Regions from separate parts of the Homo sapiens genome. Here regions 2 and 3 are each linked to region 1. Evidence: chromatin loops called from intact Hi-C (ENCODE). Cell type or tissue: PC-9. All regions are shown on one strand. Region 1 overlaps BCAP31 (B cell receptor associated protein 31). Region 2 overlaps ATP2B3 (ATPase plasma membrane Ca2+ transporting 3). Region 3 has its middle 11 kb from the start of CCNQ.

The links. A loop is a pair of places that touch in the nucleus more often than their neighbours do. Peaks named below come from ENCODE experiments on the same cell type or tissue, not always from the same donor. Only the 100,000 strongest peaks of a DNase experiment are listed, where the experiment ranks them.
Region 2: a loop joins it to region 1, with 7 times the contacts of the local background. A loop is called at or near these places in 6 of 110 quality-filtered maps.
Region 3: a loop joins it to region 1, with 3 times the contacts of the local background. A loop is called at or near these places in 8 of 110 quality-filtered maps.

What each region holds. Positions count from the first base shown.
Region 1 is chrX:153,707,110-153,709,609 of GRCh38, forward strand. All of the region lies in intron 4 of BCAP31 (B cell receptor associated protein 31), which reads right to left. Among named protein-coding and RNA genes, the nearest start is that of BCAP31, 16 kb to the right of the region's middle. RefSeq lists enhancers at 1-317, 1,305-1,599. In PC-9, a CTCF peak has its summit at 1,396; a DNase peak (open chromatin) is centred at 1,542; H3K27ac peaks cover 898 bases.
Region 2 is chrX:153,553,611-153,556,110 of GRCh38, forward strand. ATP2B3 (ATPase plasma membrane Ca2+ transporting 3) reads left to right here. Exons shown (of 22, transcript NM_001001344.3): 14 at 2,439-2,500. Among named protein-coding and RNA genes, the nearest start is that of ATP2B3, 37 kb to the left of the region's middle. In PC-9, CTCF peaks have their summits at 1,378 (motif pointing right) and 1,581; no DNase peak of the experiment used is centred here; H3K27me3 peaks cover 2,060 bases.
Region 3 is chrX:153,608,766-153,611,265 of GRCh38, forward strand. No RefSeq gene overlaps it. Among named protein-coding and RNA genes, the nearest start is that of CCNQ, 11 kb to the left of the region's middle. RefSeq lists a silencer at 1,214-1,323. In PC-9, a CTCF peak has its summit at 1,248 (motif pointing right); no DNase peak of the experiment used is centred here; H3K27me3 peaks cover 981 bases.

The DNA of each region.
Region 1 (2,500 bases):
AGCTCAATCCTCACCTCCCCCCAGAAACCCTTTTGGATCTCCCACCCCATCAGAGGGACGCCTTCTGGGGGCTCCTGCAGCAGCCCCCCAGGCACCCGCATGTAACTACCTCATTCTCTGTTCTCTGCGTGGCTGCCATCCGTTTATATGGCTGCCCTACCAGGCTATGAAGGTCTTTAGGCTGGGCACTGTGCCTTCATCTCTGCACTCCCATACCTGGCACACTGAAAAGGGGTCTTCCGCCCACTCCAGCAAGTATAGCTAAAAAAAAAAAGGGGGGGAGGGCGCGGGGCTGGGCTTCCAGATGACTGGATCCCACTCCCAGGAGAGGAAATGCTCCCTGACAGGTGAGGGGACAGATTTGAGGCTGCACGTAAGGCTGGACAGAATCTCCCTGGGCCTAGACTGCACCTGTGTTCACCTGGGAGCCTGGCACCAAGAGGGGCAGAGGCAGACACAGAGCTGCTCAGTCTAGCAACAGAGGAGACAGAAGACAGGAGTGGGAAGGCGCCGTCTCAGACCCGTTCTGATGGGCAAGCCAGGCTCATGGCTGCAGGGGGAAAAAACATTCACTGCCGCGACCTGAAGGCACAACCCAGAGCTCCAGCCTCTGCATCCTCACACCCTCAACCCCCACCCAGGGCCCAAGCAATGCAGACCAGGTCCTCTCTGATCACTGGCATTTTTCAGCCTGGGAGCCAGCCTTCTAGAACATTTTCCCGCTCCCTCACACTGGGTCACTCAGGCACGTTAACGTGCGCTTGTCTGTTCCCTTGTAGCTTCCCAGGCCCCCAGGACAGGGCACGAACATGGCCTTTAGCTTCTGCCTCTGCTGGATCTCCCAAGTAGTCTTACCCGAATCACTGTTCTTAGCTATTCATTTCCAGAAAACAGGAAAGAACCTAAGAGCCAAAGGCAACTCCTACAGATACAGGGTGGTCACCAATAGAATGGCCTGGGGTCCAAAAAAAGGCCAGTGAACGAAACTTAACAGAATCCAGATGTGGCCTTGGAAGACACATGGCAGCCCCAATGCCTCAATCTGACTGGGCTTTCTTGATAGAATGTTGTTGGACACTGAGCAGGGCTATCGTGCTTTTATAAAAGGTTGAGTAAACCAGAGAAGGCAGGAGAAACAGAACCTCTCCACAGACTAGAGAAACAGGGCCAACCATATCAAATGGAGAGAGCCATGGCTCATAAGCACTTTTCAGCAGCCCTGTCTTCCCCCATGAGCAAGGGGAAGAGGACACGGGCTTAATAGGAAATGGAGAAGGAGCAAGTCCCGACCAAAAGATTCCATGCTGTGGCCACCCCCGGCCCGCCCTGCTGACGGGTTTCAGGCGAGTCAAGTCATTCAACCCCCAGCCCCTGCATACACATGGTGTTCACATAAGCTCACTCCTCAGCCCCCAGCCGGCAGAAAGCCGGTGTCCCAGCGCCACCTGCTGACTTTCCAGGCCTACCGCAGGGTGGCCAGTGGACTCTGGGTGAACACGCCCCAGCTGTGGAAGAAAAAAAATGAGGCAGCGCCCAGGCAAGGAAGCAAGTCAGGTGACGCCTCAGGAAGGCTTCAGTGAAGAAGAATGACTAACACCAGGGCTTCCACTGCCCTCAGCGACTCTTACCCACCAGTCTGGAATCAGGAAAACAGGTTACAACTGGGAGAGTCACCTAGAGCAGACCCGAGAAGGCTGCCCCAAAGGGCTGCCCCAAGTCCATTTTGGTACAGCTGCGTGGCCTTCCCTGTAGCCTCCCAGCACACAGACGCTGGAGAAGACGGGAAGAGGAGGGCTAGAGCTGGGGGAAATGGAGGCCGTTTCAAATGAGAACATGACTTGTGGCAGCTCCAGCCCACGACCCAGATGGAGCTCACCCATCCTGAGGACAGTGCACTAAGCGCAGGGCAAAGGGGCAGGTGTGGGTCTGGCCTGTCCTCCCTTCTTCTTGAGAACAAGTGACACAGACCAGCTGGGTTTCTGGGGTTTTGCTGTGTATCTTTTTTAAAACCAGCTATCTGAGGGGTTTGGGGTAAGCTGGAGGGTAGAGAGCAACCGACTGAGGTAAGACAACTTAGGCAAAGGTAGTCTGTGATTAGATGACTCAACCTAAAAAAGAAGAAAAAGCAGCTCAGCAGAGAAGCACGGGCAGCTCCATCTGGGCTAATGGCAGCGATGGGATTCTACCCTGGAGGGGTAAAGAGGAAACAAAAGATGCCTGTGGATCAAGTTCAGGTCAGCAAAAATTCAGGGGGCTTCCACACAAACAGGGGCCTTCCTGCGACTGGCTGCTAACCAGCACTTTGGGCCTAACCTTGACCGTCATTTAAGCTGAGTAAGGCAGAGAAGGCAGTGCAGGTCCTCTGAACACACAAACCCCAGCCCAGAGGGAGCTGCCGTCCCCAACACACTCCAAGACTCAAGAGGGCCTCTCGCTAGCTGTGCCCCCGAAGTGCAAGGTTGGCAGGAAGGGAACAGGAGCGACTGCCGGAGTCTTCCAC
Region 2 (2,500 bases), 150 kb before region 1:
CACAGGGTGGGCGTTTATTGGTTGAGGGTTTGGCTGGGGCTACTCTACGGTCAGGACGTCCTGTGGCGAGCTCACAGCAAAGGTCCTGGCGGGAAAGGGAGCCCAGAAGCATATCCCCATATGGACGATGCCACCAGGGGAGTCCAGATGAGGGGACCTCGAGGGCCGCGTGGCAGATGCCATGGCCTTGACACTGGGAAGTCACTTTGTTGTTGAAAGATCCCAGACCCTGGAGAGTGTGGAGGATGGCCGGCCCCGGAGGGAGAATGCAAGGCATGGGGTGCCCCTCTGTCTCCCCAGGGCCTCTGCATGGCACCCACCTGTGTCACAAGCAGGGCCACTGTGACCCTGACAACTTGTCTTTGTAGGAGCCACCCTGGGGGTGCAGGTGCAACCTGGGAGGAGAAGCTTCTGGGCTCTCCTTCGGGAGACAGGCATTCATGTATTGGATCATGTAGCAAAAACACTCAATTCAAAGACAGTGCGTCTAAACGCCAGCCATGGCTCATGTCAACAGAGCAGCCCCGTGCCCCGAGGAGAACATGGTCACTGCGCCCAGAGAGGGAGCACCTCGAGCTTGCCCTGGGAGAAAATGGGTGGTAGCGGAGGACAGGGGACAGAAGTCCAGCGAGGGAAATGGGCCCCGCAAAGGCGGGCAGCGGCATGAGTCCCGGGCCCCACTGAGCCTGGGAGAGCAGAAGGAGAGGGTGCTGGTGAGGCGAAGCAAGGCCACACTTGGGGACAGGAGCCATCGAGTCCCTCTGTTGGACCAGGGAGCAACTGAAGCACAGAGCAGAGGAAGGAATCTTGCCAGAGGGGCCTGGGGAATAGGGACAGCTCCTTTCCAGCTTAAGAGTGGCTGAGAGAGAGTCCAAGGGGTAGACCACAGTGACAGGGCCAGGCTGCGGAGGCTGGGCAGACCCCCACAAAGACTGGCCAGCCTGGTGGTGGCTGAGGAGGACGCACAGAAGGCCCAGCGAAGTCCTGGGTGCCGGCAACAGGCAGTAGGACACAAGGGCCTCACTGAAACCGCCAGGGTGCTTGGAGATGCGGCACGGCTGCAGCCAGAGGAGGGCCCGTGAGGCTGGGCCCTGGGGAGCCATAGGAAGCCTGTGGCTGGGGTGGTATTGATGCTGGAGCTGGGCCGGCCGGGGGCACTGGCAACTTCTCCAGACACCTGGCTGGCTGCTGTGCTGTGGGGCCTTGGGGAGAAGGCAGGGAGCAGGGCTGAGCAGGCGAGGAAGGACAGCCTGGCCTGGCCCTTTGGGGCCATGGGGAAGGAACTGGGCTACACACACTGGGCCTGAGGAGGGAGGAGGCCTGGGTTCGCAGCTGCTGGTTTTCAGGCTCGTCACGGCCACTTGGTGGCAGCAGAGGGGTGGCTTCCAGACTTTTCAGGGACAGGCATTCGCTGGCTCAAAGGAGAATTGTCTTCTTGTGGCTCGTGATCTTGTTATCCAGCACCCCAAGATCCTCAGAGAGTACGAAGTGTCCCCGAGGCTGGCAGTGAGGCCACTTAGTGGTATATGCTGCAGGAACCATTGGATCACCCTGTCACAGCTTAGAGTGGGGCCCCCAGCTGTCTCCCTGGCAAAGATCACAGCCCCCCTGCCCATGGCCTCAGGGGGCGCCAGGATTCAGGGACTCCCAGGTCAATGTCCTCCCCTGGTGTCTCCCGGCTGCCCTACCCCTGGCTCCCACTCCTGCGTGTCTACTCCCCACCGCCGCAGGCTCCCCAGGCCTGGCGGCTCGGCCACACCTAGGCTTCTACACTTACCCGACGGTGCTCACAAGCCCCACTGCCTAGGCTTGACCTCCTCATTCAGGTTCCCAAACTCTGAACCTGGCTCCTCTTCTCCTCTCCCCCTGCCCGTCTACCTCAGTGGCATCAGCTGCCTGACCCTGTCTCTCTGTCCCCGAGCCTGAAGAGCCACATACCTCTTCATTTGGGAACTGTCTTCCCTGTCCCCCCACCACTGGGACAATGCCACCACCTCCCGGCCAGTCTCCTGGCTTCCCGCTCTCAACCCCTTGCAGGCTGTTCGCTTTCCACTCAGCACTGGGGAACCTCTTTCTCTTTCTCCAGAATCTAATGTGATGCAGGTGGTCCCCAACTTTTAACAATTTTGTAACTTGGTGCAAAGGTGATGCACATTCAGCAGAAACTTTACTTCGAGTCCCATGCTTTTCCCTTTCAGTGCAGGATTCAATGAGTTACATGAGATAATCAGCACTGTATTCCACAATAGGCTTTGTGTTCAATGCTTTTGCCCAACTGTAGGCTAACACAAGTGTTCTGAGCACGTGAATCGGATGGCTTTACTCTCACCTCTGCTGGACCTTGGGCCACCTGCAGATCTGATGGAGGAAGGGGTACTGCCTCAACCCAAAATACGTCTTGCCTCGATGGCCCCGCCCACCTCTCTTGTCTCTTCTAGGTCCCTGAAGCTATCCGAAAATGCCAGCGTGCTGGCATCACAGTCCGCATGGTGACTGGGGA
Region 3 (2,500 bases), 98 kb before region 1:
AACCTTGGAAACATTATGCCAAGCCAAAGAAGCCAGATACAAAAGGCCACAAAATTATATGAGTCCATTTCTATGACAGATTGGAACAGGCAAATCCATAGAAAGGAAGACGAATGGTTGCCAGGACTTAGGGGGAGAGGAGAATGAGGAGTTAGTGCTTAGTTGATACAGGGTTCCTGGTGGGGATGATGAAAACGTTCTGGAATGAGATCGTGGTGATGGTGACATAACTCTATGAATATTTTTTAAAGTATTGCATTGTACACTTTAAAATTTTTTTTGTAAAGGCAGTTTGCCAGGTCTCGAACTCCTGGACTCAAGTGACCCACCCATCATGGCCTCTCAAAGTGCTGGGATTACAGGCATGAGGCACCATGCCTGGCATGTATACTTTAAATGGGGAAACTGGGTGAAGGGTACATGGGACCTCCCTGCACTGTCTTTAGAACTTCCTGTGAATCTATCACAACTCAAAATAAAGACAAACCAACAAAAGAAGGTGTCAGGTGGACTGGGCTCATTCAGGTGTTGGCAGAATTCAGTTCCTTGGAGCTATAGGCCCTAGTTTCACCTTCCCGCCATCAATGATGCCAAGAGCTCTTCCCATCATCTCTGCATCTTTCTGACTTCGGCTTCTGGCCTTGGCCAGTGAAGCTCTGCTTGTATGAGCTCCTCTCCCTATGTTAAGGTCAACTGATGAGTAGCCCAAATCACATCGGCAAAGTCCCTTTGGCCATGTAATGTAACATACTCACGGGCGTGACACGGGGATGAAGGTCATGGGGGCCGAAATTCTGCCTACCAGAAGTGGATTATTTCAAAGCTATTTGGGATGGAGAATCCCCAGGATCAGTGAGGAGGTGGATGTTGGGGAGGAGGAAGAGGAGATATCAAGGAGCTCTCCCAAGTCTGGGCCAACCAGGTGGGTGAAGGTGCCAGTCTCCGAGATGAGGAACGGGTGTGGGAAGCAGAAGCGCTCCATTGTGACATGTGGAGTTTGAGGGGCCTATGTCTTCCTGGGGGTTGTCCCCTAAGGGAAAGGTCTGGACAGGCATAAGAGGGACTGAGGTCACCCAGGACGAGGGTGGCGGGTGAAAAGGAGCTGCCGGGGCAGCGGGCCGCCGCGAGCCCCTCCTGGGATCTTCCGCCCCAAGCCCAGCCTGCGATTCCCTCCCTGGACCCCTTCTCCTTCCTCTCCGAAGCCCTCCCTGGAAGGAGCCCCGCATGCTGACCGCAGCTGCCGCTAGGGGGCAGAGCCGTCTACACCAAAAGCCACACCGCTCCAGCGTGCGCGTGCGGGGAGGTGCGCGAGCGCGTGTGCACGCACGGCGGGGGCTCGCTTGACGCTGAGTCCGGCGAACTAAGCTCGCCACCCCCACCCCATCCCCCTGCTGCTGGGAGCCCCAGGCAGTCCCCGGCCAAGGCGCTCCAAAAGGTCCCCTCTGTTGAGGACTGGGAAGCAGACCCCGCCCCAGTGCCCCCCAAAGCGCCCGCCCTCCCCTGGTGTGGCTGGAGAGGGGTCTGATCCGGCGGGGCTGAGCTCGGAGCTGGGTCTCCTCCGGGCCCGGGGTTGCGGCGGGGGGCGGTCACTCCCCCTCCCTGCCTCAGCCCCGCACCCTCCACGCCGTGTCTCCAGCATCGAAATTCACAGCAAAATACACAACTAGTGAAGAACTGGGCTCGGGTCCCAGAAATAGGCTGCCCTTTCCAGAGGGTGACGGGAATATCCTCCCTGCTTCCCGTTGCCATGGTTTCCGCTCAGCCACCAGGCAGCCTGTTGCGCGGCAGCCATTTGCCGCGACGGGATGCTGCTGCCGCTGGTGTGCAGCAGGCCGCCACGCGAGGAAGGGGACAGACTGCCCTGGAGACCCGCCCACCACGGAGAAAAGGCCACGGATCTAAAGACACCGGAGGGCGGCTACGCGGGCCAGATGGACAAATGCTAGAGTCAGCACCTGTCTGTGGGGGCGCCCTTGGCCTGGGCGCTGGACCTAGGCCATCAGGACTGGAGAGCCTTCTTCTCTTCTGGCCAGAGAAAGAGCAAAGGGTGGCTTCCTGACAGGTCCGGAGCTGGCACAGCACAACAGAGCCTAGAAAATCACTAGCAGGGCTGAGCTCGGGGTTCCACCGCTGCAGCCTTCCTGTTGGACCCAGTCTGCTCAAGGACTCCCTCACAGCCCAGTGCTTTCTGTTCACCCCGGGGCGCTCCCAGCCCAGCCTCCTAGCCTCAGTGAGTGGGAAATGTCTGTACTGCCCACTTGTCCTCAAACGCATGTCCTTGCTCGGCTGCTCCCTGCTCTGCCCCATCTGGAGGGGACAGGGTGAGGAGGCGCCCTGGAGGCCTGGCCCCAGCTTGGGCAACACAGCCTAGCGGGGTGATCACACCTGGGTCTGCAGCCCCTCCAGCACTTCCTGGGGCTGTGCCGGCCATTCCAGACCATTCCTGTTGGTGGAACTCATGACAGGGCTTGTTTACGCCAGTCACTGTGTTCTGACACCT